Regions from separate parts of the Mus musculus genome. Here region 1 is linked to region 2. Evidence: chromatin loops called from intact Hi-C (ENCODE). Cell type or tissue: left cerebral cortex. All regions are shown on one strand.

Region 1 (8,000 bases), 330 kb before region 2:
CTCGACATGACATTCAAAATTTTCCACGCTTTTTGATCCCTGAATTCCCCTTAAAGAGATAGCCCCTCTGGCTATCTATCCCTTGCTTCAGGGAAGATGAGCGGGGATGAGAGCCCTGGGATGTATGCTTGTTATAGTGTGTGTGTGTTTTGTGTTTGGCACATGTGTTAGGTGCAGAGTGTGCGGCCCGCACTTTCGCCATGGTAGCGTAGGCTTTTGCTGCAGTGGAGGCGGGACAATCTCCTCAGATTCGGTTTGCCGCTCTAAAAGAAATTATGCTGCGTTATGCCGTGGGGTGCGAGGCTAAGCACTGCACAGAGGATAGCTTGCTGTTGGCATCCTGTGGAAGGCATGTCTGATTGCATGAAGGTTCAGTGTCCTAGTTCCCTTCCCCCAGGAAAAACGACACGGGAGCTGGCCAAGACCTCTCTGGGTGATGAGCCTAAGGGATGGTTTTGTGTAGGGCCCCTATGCTTGCACACGGGGGATCAGACCTCTACCTTCACCCATGAGGCTTGCTTGCAGCAATTAAGATCTGGCCATAAGTTAATTAACATCCTGGCCTTTTGATGCACCTGCCACAAGCAAAACACAATCTCCCCAGGTGTGGCTTGGCATGATAGAGAGGTAGTCAGTGATAAGACTCCCTGGGCATGTCACCAACCTAAGACAGGGATCAAACCAATGCTGTTTGTCACCCAAGGACGGGTAAGGGGCATGGTTGCGGGGGGCTATCTACAGACATTCTCTCTGCCAAAAAAGAAAAAAGGGGGAATTGTGGGGAGCGGGTGTGGCGGCAGTCCCAAAGGCGCCAGGGACTGCAGCTAAGTCATATGACTTGCACCTGACTTCCTCATATAAGACACAAACATCTTGAGTGCTGCGCAGGTGTACCAGGATACAGGTGAATCCAATTTGATGGAGATTTGCCCCTGCTGCCCTGATTAGCTGAAGCTGCGTGCCTGGTGAGGTGGCGTGGCCTGCTGTGCGTGGATGGGAACTGAGAGTATAAAAGAGTGAGAGGCCCAGGGCTCGAGGGAGATATAAAAACAAGGGAGATATATAAACAAGGGAGATATAAAAACAAGGGAGATATAAAAACAAGGGAGATATAAACAAGGGAGATATAAACAGGGAGATATAAACAGGGAGATATAAACAGGGGAGATATAAACAAGGGAGATATAAACAAGGGAGATATAAACAAGAAGAAACAGGACTGAATAAACGTGTGCAGAAGGATCCTGTTGCAGCGTCGTTCTTCCTGGCCAGTTGAGTGCGCGCAACAATGCTACGTCATTGTCCAGTTTCATCTCCTCCAGAAACTCTAGGAGACTAAAATCAGTTAAGTGTTTGATGAATTCTCCTAATTAAGTCCATGTGCAAGTCCCAGTTATCGCAGACCACTTTATCTCCTGCTTTCAAATTGGGGGGGGACCAGTGGAAAAGACAGTGCTATGCTAATGTAGCCACAGTATGAGAAAGTTCTTATAGCCTACACACAGCATCTCCAAAAGACAGGTTTTTCAAGACAGGGTTTCTCTGTGTAGCCCTGGCAGTCCTGGGACTCACTCTGTCAACCAGGCTGGCCTCGAACTCAGAAATCTGCCTGCCTCTGCCTCCCAAGTGCTGGGATTAAAGGCGTGCGCCACCACTGCCCGGCTTGCCCTGCACTTTGACCCAGCGTGCGTGCACGTCCTCGATCCTTGGCCAGCCCTTCACCAGTGTCCTCCCGGCCCCTCCCTTGTCCCTCTAGGACAGGCTGCTCCCACCCTCCAAGTGAGCTCCGCCTGCCAGCCCAATGGCCCAGGAAGAGCAGGAGTCCAGTGGCCTCTCCTGTCCTGCCTGCTCAAGAGAAGCTAAAAGCCCCTTGTTTATGTACCTGCTCTTGGATATTGTGGGCATCTTGACAGGATAGGGAGGTTGGTAGGATGGACAGGGCCAGCCAGAGGTGAGGAAGATGAGTGGAAGGAGCCTGCTTCTCCTGTTTTCCAGACTCCAGAGATCGAAACCGCCTTTCCTCTCTGGCCAGTTGACCAGCTGGCCCTGTATCCTCATCCCAAACTCTCTCTGAGCTGATACCTGAAGAGCCAGGCATCAGAGGCTGAGCAGGTGGACATTCTGGGCTCTGCCTCCTGCCTACACCACCATAGCCAGTGCCAGCACGGCCTCCAGCATTCCCAGGCCTGCGCACTCCTGCTCCTGCCTGTAGATTTATGCTGGGAGAAGACACCCTTGCCCCCTCTCCCTCCTCCTCTGCACGCAGCGCTCTCCTCTGTCCATCCCCACTTCTCTGTCTCGTCTCCGTGTCTGGTCAGGAACCTGTCTGCAAGTGAAGCAATATCTTCGTGTTTTGTATATACAAAAAAAAAAAAAAAGAAATAGGTTCTCGGGAGCTGGTGAGATGGCTCAGTGGTTAAGAGTGCCGACTGCTCTTCCAAAGGTCCTGAGTTCAAATCCCAGCAACCACATGGTGGCTCACAACCATCCGTAACAAAATCTGATGCCCTCTTCTGGAGTGTCTGAAGACAGCTACAGTGTACTTACATATAATAAATAAATAAATAAATAAATAAATAAATCTTTTAAAAAAAGGAAAAAAGAAAGAAAGAAATAGGTTCTCTTAGATCATGTAAACCTACCATAGTCAGCAAACTACACTGACTGACATGACCAAATAAAACCTAGTAAGTTTCTTTACAGGAAAGTGAATCAAAATAACATTTCTAAAACTTTTCATTACTCACTCAAAAAGCTCACGGAAACAAAGTCCTTCAGCAAAGAGTTAAAAGTTAAGATACACATAAAAAGTCTCGAAACTGCTTATTATTCAATTATCCTGCTCCGACAAGCAGAGTCTATTTTACATAAACCCAGCCTGTCATGTCAAACTTCCAGCAATTAGGTTTTCTTGTCACACAATAATGTACTAAAAGTAATTATAGATTTTAGATCTGTTTCTTTTATTTCCTTCAAGTACATCCTCATAAATTAAGACTGCACCTCAAATGTAGAGATTAATATAAACTAGCCAGGCAAGGTCCTGCAGGCCTGTAATCCCATCACACGGGAGGAAAGAGAATCATGAGTTCAAGGCCCATCTGGGCTACACAGTAGTGAGTCTGAGGTCAGTCCAGAATACACCATGAGATCTTACCACAAAAAAATAAAGAGAAAAAATATAAATCATAGATACAAACTATTTCAGCTTATCTGATTTTATTCCACACAACTGTACACAACTGCTTTCCTAGAACATCAGTGCTGGGTCACGCTATGTCAGACGCAAGGGCAGTTTCCTTTGCTTTAATCTGGCATTTGCTGTGCTCACTTCAGCAGCACACATACCTTAGACCAAGCCAGAGCCTTACTCATTCTTTACGATTATCAAAGTACTAGGAAATCAGAATTCATTTACTTAGCTTAACTGTTTTAGGCATAAATATATTAAAACACAAAGCAAACAAAAAAGAACGGGTCTCATAGTCAATATTGAACATTCTGGCAAAAGCACTATCAATGCAGGAAGGTAGGTGACTAAAAGACAACCAAGGAGAATTTTATCAAAATAGCGACTGTGTCTACATGACATTTATTATACTGTACTTGGTACTATGTGTTTTGAAAAAAAAAAATCTACTTTTGCAAAATAAAATTTACCATCTCATTCCAGGGAGCAAACTACTAAATATCAACTGAACATTCACCCACAACAAATCAACAAATGGTAGTATTATCCAGAGTGGTTAGTAGAAAGGCCAAAGACAAACTAGGAAAATGAACTAAAAGCGGCTCTGGAGCCTCACTGCTACCTTCCACAAAGAGCCATGGTCAAGATTAAGTTGAACATCAACATGAAAAAAATCGCTGGAAGAAAACACTTGATAAAAAAATAAATATAAGACATGACGCAAAACAGTTAAATTCAACAGCTCACTTTCCCATTAGTTTTGTTTGTTTTGTTTTTTAAAGATAGGTCCACTATGCAGTCTTGCTTGGCCTGGAATTTGCTATGTAAACCAGGATGGTCTCATACTCAGAGATCTGCTTGACTCTGGTGGCAGGAGAAACAGTGTACACCACCATTATATTTTAATATACCCAGTAGAAATATTAGGCTAAGATCTTCAAGAAAGAGAAGACCTCAGATAGAAGACAACAGTTTGGTACTCCAAAGCAATTGGCGTCATCACCAGTGATCCCGAAAAATGAAATTAAAGCTAAGCCAACATCTACTGTGTTCCCAAATGTTTGTTGCCTACTCAATCTCAACTCCAAACAACAAAACAAAAGCAAGCGAGCAAACACCTGATCTCCTGGCACTGGATGACAACAGCTGGGCTTTCTTTAGATATCAAACAAGACCTAACAGAATCTTATCATATGAAAACTCAGAACAGTGCCGACTAGCCAGCCATAGAGGGCAGCAGAGTTAAAAGAGTAAATTGTAAATACCAGAGGGTGAAGTGAGGGCAGGAAAAGTTAATGGGCGGAGAGTAAGGAACCATGAGTACCAAAGAGAAAGACAAAGCTTCAATGAATGAATTAATCCAGCAGACACTAAATTTGTGCTGCTTGGCCCCCACTCCTAACTGCACATGAGGATCACCCTGGCAGTTTTAAAAAACAAACAAGCCTAGATTCCACCTTAGACCAATTAGCAGACTCTGAGGGATATAGGCCAGGAGAGGATATTTTTTAAGCTTTCCAAGTGCCTAAGGAGGACTATACTGTGTAGCACAGTCCTTAACACCCAGACTCTACTGCATATGCTACAATGTTAAAAGCCAAATTAAAAAACAAAGCAAAGCACAAAAACCTATTATTTCCCAAATATATTATTTTGTAGCTAAACCTTTGACTCTAAAACTCAAAGGGGCAATAATAACCTAAATACAATCATCACAGGCCTTTATCAAGGAGAACATTATTCCTACAGGTGGAAAACAGTAAGTTCACAGGGGTTAAACAGCTAGCCCCAAGCGACTGTGAGTCATCACTGAAGCAGGGAGACAATTCAAATCTGCTATTTACAGGACAGCGCTCTACTCCAATGGTCTCACCAACTTGTTAGATGTATTTTCCTAATTTATCACTTTACTCAATTAGATGATTCCAAAAATAACACAGAAATTAATAAAGATGACCAAAAAAAAAAAAAATGAGGTGGGGATATGATCGTAAATAGGAATTCTGAAGACGTTAGCCTTAAAGGAGAAAGATTTTCCTCATATGAAGACTAGCACTAGACACAATATTGAGCAATTTCTCTAAGTATATTCTTTAAAAGTTTTTTTAAAAATTATTTCTTGTTGAAGGGTTATGACAAGTTAGAAAACAGTCCCTAAACAACTGAAATGTTATAGCCAGTTAAAGCATTTCTCTTAACTTGTGCAGATGAATTTCAACTTTACCTTAGTATTTTTCCTATTTACAAAAATGTTGTGTTTGGATAAATAACTGAATATCCATGAACCTTAAACGTTAAAAGAGTAGTAGTAGTGGTGCCCCTCCCCAAATCAACTTAAAAAAAACCCTAATTCTGTCACAATTCACTCAGAAGATCACTACCTCAACAAAACATGTGCATAGACTTCCCCCTAATTCTAAGCAGGCAACTGCAAGCTAACTTCAGTCAGCATTAATGTTCTGGCCTTAGTTTTTCAGAGATCAACAATGAAACTGAATGATTCTCTGAAAGTTTTTTACCTCATCTTTTTTTTTTTTAATTTGTTTGTTTGTTTGTTTGTGTGCGGGTGTATGTCTGTAAACCCCTTGTGTGCCTGGTGTCCTCACAGGTCAGAGGAGGGCTTTGGATCCCCTGGTACTGTTGTTACAGATGGGTGCTGGGCTCAGAACCTAGGTCCTCTGGAAAAGCCAGTGCTCTTAACCAGTGAGCCATCTTTCCAGCCACTCTTTATCTCAAGAAGAGTTCAATCTCAAAATCAGTTTCTGCTCCTTGCTGTTTACTAAGAGAAATGTGTGTCTGTATAGTCATAGTGACTAATTTGATTCCTTTTCTTGGTAAGAAATTATTACTACAGGCTGGATAGATAGACCCCTAGGTTAAAAGTATGTACTGCTCCCAGAGGACCGCAGCTCAGTTCCTAGAACCTAAGTTAGAGCTATTCACAACCACCTGTAAGACCAACTCCAGGGCATCCATTACCCCTGGGCTCTACAGACACTACTCATACGCCCGCACACATAATTAAAAGTAATATTCCAGGAAAGCTTTTATTTAAGCACTACTAACAATTACTCATTTAAAATATTTTAACCTGTATTTCAAACACAAGAGAATGGAAGCTAGCTTGCTTTGCTTATTTCCAGGCACTTAAATTATTTCATTTACTCTCTCCAATCCTGGGAGATAGTATTATTCCCACTTTACTGATAAGGAAAATAACTCAGAAAGATCAAAAACTTACTTTCTACTGTAACGACCTCTCCTGGCCAGACTTTCTCAACCATACTACTTGAAGTTTATGTAAAATGAGTTACAGCAAAACTACTGGCATTTGACCAAAGTCCCAAAGTCAGAAGAAACACCATCTAGATAATCACAGGTCCGAAACTAACCTGTTCAAACCTCAAAAAAAAAAAAAAAAAAAAAAAAAAGATATTTGTGAAAATACACTGAGCCCCAGACTGTTAGATAACAGCATAATAGCATTACTATAGTAGATTGAAAAGGCACATAACAAGAATTAATGACACACAGTTTTTGGTTGTTCCAATTGTCATAGGCAATATTGTCTTGTTTTGTTTTCAAAGATAATTATTTGAAATACTAAGCTGTCTATACACGTAAAGGAGCTATTTTACCAAGCCAATCCTTTCAGAAATTTAAACCAAAATAGGCTAAACACTGAAAGATGACCTATCTTAAATAACAAGTTCCTGAATTGTTCATTATGAAATAACAAGTTTTAGGTAAAAAAATTACAACCTACAAGAACACAAGTTTCAAGACCAGAAAAGGTGATTCACATATACTGATCCTGGTTTTATTTTCTAGCATCTAGCCCTCAGAGGAACTTACACTATTTATTTTTAACATTTTCAGCCTTAAAAATCATGCAACCCACTCACCTACAAGGTTTTGCAAAAATAAACTGAAAAGGTTGGATTGTTTTGTTAATCTTACTCAGAGTCTGTTTCTAACAAAACTCCTTGGCACCTTTCCAGTTCAGATGCATGTGGACAAAGTGTAAGCAAGCAGGTTGGTTGATATAAAATACTTGAAAGATCTTGGATGCCCATGGATATCTGAATCACTCCACAACCAGTGAGATTGTATTTCAGAGCAGTTAAGAAAATTTCTCTTTCATACGAAAGGGTTTTCTGCTGTTGTTTTTGCTAAAACCCACAACTGGGGGAAAATACTACTGACAGAAAAAACTCTCAACACGGTGGTATCAAGGGCACTGCCAAAGCACCAAGTAAGACAACTCCATTAAAAAAAAAAATCACTTTTCAAGCATTTTGACAACTGGATTTAAAGCAGTTTTTCCTGAGGATTTTATTTTCAAGTAAAAAGTTTTACTTCCTCAATCGAATCTGCATCAGTTTATCATGAATAATACCTTATGGGGAACACTATACACGCAAATTTCAATTTCTTTCTACTACTGACCAAATTCTGTATGTGAAAACATTGGCAGTTCCTGCTACATCTTCAACCAAACATCAGGTAACTTTGAGTCTGATTACTGATTCTGTGGATTTCTGTCCGTCTTAAAGGCAAAATCTACTACAGAGGCATCTCAAGACTAACCAGATGTTTAAAATTCAATTACTAGCAGAGGAACTAAGAAGTACAACACTAAGAAGAAGAAAACCACGTTAGCAAATTAGATACATAAGAAAAATGCTAGTATCGAGACTTCAAACTAAAATTAACAGGATAAACTAATGAAAAACAAAGGATAAAATAACTCTTAATTAAGTATAAAAGCTTAAACCTCTGAGTAGCAATTCACTATCCTAACAGGTAG
Region 2 (8,000 bases):
GTGTTATGTGCCTACCTGAATAGGCAGGACAGACAGGTGTGTCTAGGAAAATGCAACACTGGGCAGACGATTCTAGTTTAGGGTGCTGCTATTGGTGGGGTCTTTGTCTTACAGATTCTCCAGGGCCCTAGGAATAGTTTTAGCTGGGGCAGAAAAAAAAGGAAACCAGATGGACAGGAAAGGAGCCCAGGAAGACAGAGTTGTTTAGGTCATAAGAAGACTGAAAACAACCCTGTTAAAGATTAGTTACTCAAATGTTTTGGTCAAGACTTGAGGGTCAAGTCTGACCCACCTTGTCTAGAGGACTTTAAGATGATAGCCCCACAGGCTTTATATACAATGACTATTGGTATCTTTCCAGCCGGAGGTTGGTGCGACAGCAACTGGAATGCCAGACTCTCTGGGGCTGCTGACTTCTAGGTTGCCACTGTTTCTTAGCAATCTCGGGCCTGTGCCAAGTCACTGCATGGGCACAGAACTGCTGGTAGGTTCCCCCTAGAGAGGAAATAGTCCATTGGAGCCTCATTGTAGAAACCAGCACAGGCAGGTAAAATGTTTTTATAATTGCCACTAGGAAAAAGAGTGGGCCCTGGGGGAAATCTTCTACCCAAGGGACCCCCCTCTAGTTATAACCTAATTCGCTGTGCGTATGTGGATCATGTGGGTGGAATCTATTCTTCTGAGGAGTTAGGTTAGATTGTTTTCAAATGTGTGGAGACTCTAAGAAATGGAAGTTGCTGTATTTTCCCACCATGTTTTGTGGTTCAAATTTAAGGTTTTGAGACAGACCTGTTGCCGTAAGGTAGGATCTGTTTCCTTTTTGTTCCCTATTAGGGTTGTACACAAAAGCTCTGCAACTCTGGAATTAAGGTTCGTGTTTTGTTAAAAATAGCTCTAAGGTGGTGGAACAGGAAACTGGAAGCCAGTTGTCACTGACTTTTCTACAGCCATTCTGATCTTCCTGTTAGGATCATTCAAGGAATTTATATCTCTATTTGCATGTGGTAGAATGCAAATAAACCATAGGAAAACCTCAGCAAGTTAGTGTTAAAAAGTGGCAAGGCAAAAAAGTTATTATATGCAAGGAGAAAAAAATGAATGCAACATGATAAACTAAAATGAATGTTGAAATATAAGAAATGAGAAAAAGGAAGAAAAAAGGAAAAAAAAAAGAAATATAAGAAATGGCTGTAAACACCATCTGAAACGGTTTCCTGAACAAGTTAGACCAAACACCATTTTTCATGATTTATAGAGGTTTAATTATCTTAAACTGAACATAATTCTGTGGTCAGAAAGCTAAGAAAAACCCCTTCCATATGCCGTTGGCATATTTGTACCTGTAGCATGGTGTGCTGCACAATTTGCTGAACTTCAAGAAAAGCTGCACAGGCAGCTTCCTGTAAGGGTAGGCTAGGGTACAGCTAGAGCCTATTTAGCAGGCATTCAGCCCCAGGTTCTCCCCCACCAAACAACAGCCACCAAACAAATCCTCCCGGGTAGAAGCTAGTTAAGATAATGAGATGATCTAGGGAACTGGGCTTCTTGGTACTTTGCCTGAAGAGCAACTAAAATGACAATGTCTGCTGCAGTGTAGAGAAGAGAATGCTATGGCTGAACAGCACCCCAAAAATTCATACACTGGAACTCAGTTTCTGCTTCCTCAGAATGCAAATAGACCTGGGGCCTTAAAAGAGACAACTATTTTGAAACGCAGCCATTAGTGTGGGCCTCAATCCAATCAGACTGGTTATCTTTTAAGAGGTTTGACTGGGTGTGGTGGCACATGCCTCTAATCTCAGCATTTGGAAGGAAGACACTTCTGTAGAGTACTGTCTGAGCCAAATAATGAGGTGAGGGCTGGCCTGCTGGTTTCCTATGAAGACCTGTCTCTCAGTGAAACACCAGAAGGGATTTGGACAGATCTAGAGACAAACGCTTATAGAGAGATGCCATGTGAGTACAGGGCAAACCAAGGAGACAGGCCAGAGAAACCAAACCTGTCCACACCTTGATCTTTGGCTTTAGCTTCCGGAACTTGATGAAAACTAGTGACTAGCATTTTGTTGTGGACTAATGCAGACAGAACAGATGTGATCCAATAATAACTTGCAATTAAAAGGTTGTACCTCCAAGATTCAGGTTACTTAAAGTCTATAAACTATCAACCTCAGAATCTCCTATTAACAATTTTTGTTTCTTTGGTTGACTGGTTAGATTTCTGAGACAGGGTCTCTCTCTACATAGCCTCAGCTGCCTTGAAGCTCACTACATAGTCCAAATTTGCCTCAGACTCACTCAGAGCCACCTGTCTCTGCCTCGGAGTACTAAGATCAAAGGTGTGCTCCACCATGCCTAGCATTCCTTTAATACTCTGAAAAAAATGCAGGCCCCCAAGATCTCCTGTTATACTATTCTTTTATGTATCTGGGTTCTTACTGTGGTAAAATGTCACAAATGATGCTTTTGAAACCGAAATCTTGAGCTCCACTGCTTGGCTAGCAAGTGCTAATTCTCTTAAGTTAGTGTATCTAGTGTTCAGGCAGATGTTCTACCATCTAGTAAGCAGATATAAGTCTCGATGCTTGTTATCAGTGTCAGTGGGTACCACAGCATGTGGAGAAGCTGAGTGAGATGAGAACAGGTGGAATCCTTGAAGAAATTGATGTTTGATTCTGGAAATATGTCTTTTGACTATCTTCCTTAAGAATATAATGACACAACTTGAATGGTCATCTTATTACACTTCTCTCCTTAGGTTTATTTGAAGTTCTTGGTGCCTAAAATGAAAGGAAGAATGGCCAATGAATGGGTGTATCTGACTTTTCTTTTGCTACTCATCAGTTGAGCCTCTATGGACAGTTCCTTGACAAGGCCAATTGCCTTTAATTCTTTTTAGGTGTGCTTTGTCACAGGTTGGGATGGGCCTTGAAAATACACATGAGCTACATCCCTAGCATGCCCTGTACAGTAAAATATGTTTGTGAACAGGTAAAGGATAATAATAGCTATAAAGGCTAACATACATGGAAATTATTTATATATCTATATCAATATCATACAGGTTCTGTGTAGAATAGGAATTAAAAAAATATTTTCACATGGCAAAAGGCAACTTGCCTGTCATTCCTGGATCAAAGTTGGAGGAAAGAGAGGGACAGTTTTATCAAAGCATGAACATTTTTTTGGTTTGATTTTTTTTTTTTTTTTTTGACAAGGTCTAGTAGCCTAGGCTGGCCCAGGACTCCTGGCACTCCTGCCTTAGCCTCTCTGGTGCTGGGATTATCTATGAGAACCACCACACTGGGCTTTGACATTTTCACAATAAGTGATACTCCTTCAAATATGGCAGTTCCCTAGAGACACGTGAAAACTGCCATCCTAGCTGGGCATTGTGGCTCAAACCTATGACCCCAACTTTGGGGAGAATGAGGCAGGATGTTTTCTACATGTTGAAGGCCAGCCTGAGCTATGTTATAAATTACAGATCAGCCTGGACTACATAGAAAGTAAGGCCTGGTTTTAAAAGAAGGAGAAAACAAACTGCTGCTCTAGTCACAAAGCTTTACCTATTCATAGACAGGATCTCTAACTCATTCTTTATCCTAAGCTAGCCTGAAGCTCACATCAATCCTCCTGCCTCAGCTTCTCAAGTGCTGAGATTAGGAGCATCAGCTACCACACCCAACAAGAGATACTGGGTCTGAAAGGACCCTTGGTTTTGGTGGTTTGGTTTTGTCTTAGGTATGCTGTCTGTATTCCTTATGGTGTTCAGCCTTTGAACCCAAATTCAGCTAATGTCCTAGTAGTGATCAGGGCTGGCTAGGAGTTCTTAAGGCCATTGTATTCAGTATCAAGCATGTGGCTAATTGTTTTTTCTTCATTAATTCAGTTCTATTTCTGTGCAGACCACTGGATTCTCACTGATCTGCCCCCACCGTGTGTGTGTGTGTGTGTGTGTGTGTGTGTGTGTGTGTGTGTGTGTGTAGCGGGATTGAAAATGTTGTCATTCAGGTTTCAGGTGCTTTCCAGAAACAAGAACTCTGGCACTTAAAACAATTGATTTAAAACACTAGACCGTAATGCCTTGGGGAGGTTCAGAAGAAAAGCTCTGAGCCCAAGCGAGTTTCTTTAGGAATGAAAAGGAGAAAGCGTGCCAGCCTGGGGCGGCCAAAGGAGCCGCAACAATGCAGCGCAGCGGCCCTTTTGGCTGAAAGGGGTCCAGGAGGGCCCGAAAGGTCCGCGCGCGCTGGCAGAGCTGGCCTTCTTCCTAGACCTTTCCGAGCAGCGTTCTGCCCCGCCCGACTCGGAGCTCGGCGACGTCCGGGGCCTAGGCCGGGCGGCCCGGGGCGCCCTCGACCGCGCACTAGGGGGTCCGTGGGGCGGGCCGCGCCGCGCCTTCGTTAGAGGGCGCTCAGGGGCGCCGCCGCTTCCTCCCGCCAACCCGCCCCGCCGGCCGGGGCGCACGCAGCCACCGGGCCCTGGGGAGCGAGCGAGTCTCCACGCCGCCCGGGACCTGGAGCCGGGAGGGCCGCGCCGCCGCTGCCGCCGCCGCCGCCTCCTTCCGCCGGCCATGCATTCTTCCGGCTCCCGCAGCCCGGGCTGGGTCCCGGCCTGCCCAAGGTAAACCTGGGGCGCGGCGGGCCGGGCCCGGGAGGCGCTGGGGGCGGGGAAGGGTGCCGTTGGTCGCGTGGCCTGTGGAGGAGGCGGCGGCGGCCCGAGGGCCGAGGGCGCGGTAGGCCCGGGGAGGAGGCGGAGGCGGGGGCGCGGGGCATCGCCCGCCTCCCCGGGACCCGCCCCGGTGACAGGTCCGGCCTCTGAGTCCCCACCGCGCCTCTGTCCGCAGGCAGCCGCGAGGGGACTAGGGCGCCCGCGCGCCCGCTCGCGCCGCGCCTCGGGCCGCCTGGGCCGCCGCAGCCGCGTCCATGACCGCGACCCCCGGGCCAGGGACTCCCGCCGCCGCCGCCGCCGCCGGCCCTCGGCCCTGTCGCCGCTCGCCGCTCGCGCCCACTGAGGTGAGCCCGCCGAGGAGGATACCTGGCCGAGGGGAGCCCTCTGTGGAGAGCCCGCTGAGGGGACCCGGCGGAGGAGAGCCCGCCGCGGCGACCCGGAGGCCGTCCGGCTCCTCACCTGAGGAAACCGCTGCCCGAGCCTCCTCAGCCGGGCGTCGCGGGCTCCACGGGCTCCGCATCCCTCGCCCCTCGGCTTCACCTTCTGGTCCCGCTCCCCTCCCCCTCCCCGCCGGCTTCCTCTCATCTTCCTCCTTCTCCTCCTCCTCCTTCCTGGGCCCCTCTCCTTTCCTTTCCCCTTCAGTGGCGAGGAAAAGCAAGCACCCCGCTCTTGCGGACGAGCCCTTGGGGGAGCCCCGGTAAAGGCATGGCCGGGCGTTTCAGGACCGGCGTGGCGGGACCTCCGGCCGGCGGGTCCTGGTCCGGGTCCAGGTCCGGGGCAGCGTGCGGAGACCGAGGGTCGCAGTGCGGGGCCGCCACCGGCTAGCGGGACGGTCTAGCGTTGGTTAACTGTGTTCCGCCGTGGCCCGTGCCCCGCAGAACGGCTCTCTTGACCTTGTGCGGCTCCTCCCTCCTCACTGTCCCCCTCTGGAATTTGCCCTCGAGATCGCCAGGCGGGCGAGCGAGCGAGCGAGCGAGCGCTGCATCTGGAGAGCGTAGACCCTCGCGTTTTCTTGTATTTTTGTGCTGGAGATTTCTGTGCTGCTGCCGCCGACTGCACCCATTTTTCCTTTTGAAATGATTTTTTCCTTTCATCCCCAGAAAGACAGGACCGACGCCAATGTAAGAATGGCCGTGACCGTGGAAGAAGCTCCGTGGCTGGGCTGGATTGTAGCGAAAGCCCTGATGAGATTTGCCTTCATGGTCGCCAACAACCTGGTCGCTATTCCATCCTACATCTGCTATGTAATTATACTGCAGCCACTCCGAGTGCTGGACAGTAAGCGCTTCTGGTATATCGAAGGACTCATGTACAAATGGCTTTTAGGAATGGTGGCTTCCTGGGGCTGGTATGCTGGATACACAGGTAAGAGGGAGAGCACTTTAATGCCCAGGAACCAATTTGCAATGCTATGCATAAGTCAGGAGCCATGATTGAATCTATGTTGTGCTTTGAGTTGAGAATGCCTTGGCTATTAGGAACAAATAGTCTTGTTGGATTTCTCATCAAAACCTCAGCCAGGAAGCCTAATGTTTTCAGAAGTATAGTTTTATAATTAAATATTATTGATAGATGCCTTAAGTAGTGTATTTTTTATTCAGTTGACATTGACTCATTAAAGTTGGTCCTTAAAAAGCTATCACAGAGGAATAGGAATGCACTACATAGGACTTGAGGGCTTCCGTAGTGAAGATGTAAGTAAGATACTTAGCCCATACGCATTGGACATAAGAAGAGCCACAGAGACATATATATTTCTGCTCAGATAGTTTAATAAGTTTTTCTCATGTAATGTAATACTGCACTGTGTAATGTTTTAAGCTAAGTGTTCCCCATGTCTATTATGTTTCTTTTGTTTTCTAGAATTTATATTTTATCTCATAAATCTATTATTAAAATTTTTAAAATATGCTAATTTCCCTGAGTGTCTTTAAGTGGATTTCTCTCTTTGCTTTTAAACTTCGTTTTGGGGAGAAGGGGTAATGCTGTGCTGAAGTGGACTTTAATAGCACGACATGAGACGAGGCATGCGTTTTCTATACGTAAACTTCACATATTTTGAGAACTTCCATTTCTGCCTAAATGCAGTATCCTTTATTTTCTTTCATTGATCATTTCTTCTTTAGGATTAGAATAATGCAGAAAGGGTGAGGCTTCTAGCACTTGTGAGATGTGGAAACTTTTATTATGGAAACAAAACTGGTGGGCAGATTCCTCAGCAGCTATGCTGCAGTTCACAGCTAGCGAGAGTGGAGGGTAGTGTTTAAGGATCAGACAGCAAAAATGCTTCTCCATTTTTAGCATCTGTCTCCCTCTTGCCTGCACTGCCTGCATCTGCAGATTTTATCCATACACCAGAAAGGGATTGACAGCACAGGGCCTGGCAGCCTCCTGCTGTGTGAGAGAATGTGTCTGTGGCCCCAGATGAAGGGTTTTTCCTTCCCTCGTTACTGTCTGGTACTCTGTAAGGCCCTGGCCTGGTACCTGCATTGCTTCTTGGCAATGAGCTGTTGAGATGCCGATATCTTTGTGGATACTATGGGTAAGCAAGCTCCTTGTCCTTTTCAGTGCCTGGTAGCAATACTAATGATAGAGAGAAAATGACATTCCTGCCCGTCGTGCTGAATCTCATCTTAATTGCCTTGCTTGCTTGATGTCATTGGCTTTCCCAAGTATTCTATGTAATAGCTGGTAGCTCAGTATACTTATGTTTGCTTGTTTAAAATGAGCTTTTAGGCTTTCAAAAGCAGCTTGTATTTTTTCTACTTAAAAGCAATGAAATAACTGAAACATCTGTATCTATGTGTGGTACATACTTATGCGGACCAGCCTGATGGAGTGAGTGTTGACCTTGAGATGATGAGAGATGAGCGCTGCTGCCTGAAGGCTGTCACCTGTGGCTAGGACTCCCTGTAGTTGTCCTTTTCTTAGTTTTCTTTTTTTTGGTGGTGGTGGGTGTTACTTGTTTTGCTCTTCTTGAGACAAGATTTTGTTTCTATGTCCTTGACCATCCCCAAACATGTCACCCACACTGGCATTAAACTGGGCTGCTTCTCAAGTGCTGGGAAAACGGCTCACCTCCTGTGTGTTTTTTAACAAAAGCTTCCTGAGGTGTCTTCTTCCTTACTAACTACCTATCTTTCAGTGGTCATGGTGTGACCTCTGTGCTTTAGTCTCTTCCAAACATTTGCTCTTCTTTAGGCTGCTGCATGCTGACAATTTGATCAGTTTTTCATCAGATTTTAGTTTCTAGTGAGCAGAACACTTGCTTTTGGAGAGTCTGGTCACAGCCTGATCATAACAGAACTGTTAAGAAGTCAAACAAAGTA

What was found. Peaks named below come from ENCODE experiments on the same cell type or tissue, not always from the same donor. Only the 100,000 strongest peaks of a DNase experiment are listed, where the experiment ranks them.
Region 1: a loop joins it to region 2, with 2.3 times the contacts of the local background. A loop is called at or near these places in 3 of 42 quality-filtered maps.

Annotation. Positions count from the first base shown.
Region 1 is chr1:191,387,096-191,395,095 of GRCm38, forward strand. The region is part of intron 1 of Ppp2r5a (protein phosphatase 2, regulatory subunit B', alpha); the gene reads right to left. It also overlaps the pseudogene Rab11b-ps1. Among named protein-coding and RNA genes, the nearest start is that of Ppp2r5a, 5.9 kb to the right of the region's middle. In left cerebral cortex, a CTCF peak has its summit at 4,408; DNase peaks (open chromatin) are centred at 4,419 and 7,199; H3K4me3 peaks cover 1,066 bases; H3K27ac peaks cover 243 bases.
Region 2 is chr1:191,713,583-191,721,582 of GRCm38, forward strand. It overlaps Lpgat1 (lysophosphatidylglycerol acyltransferase 1), which reads left to right and starts at 4,442. Exons shown (of 8, transcript NM_172266.3): 1 at 4,442-4,623; 2 at 5,772-6,036. The coding sequence starts at 5,799. In left cerebral cortex, CTCF peaks have their summits at 4,399 and 6,949; DNase peaks (open chromatin) are centred at 4,353, 4,654, 5,294, 5,835 and 2 more places; H3K4me3 peaks cover 4,010 bases; H3K27ac peaks cover 4,344 bases.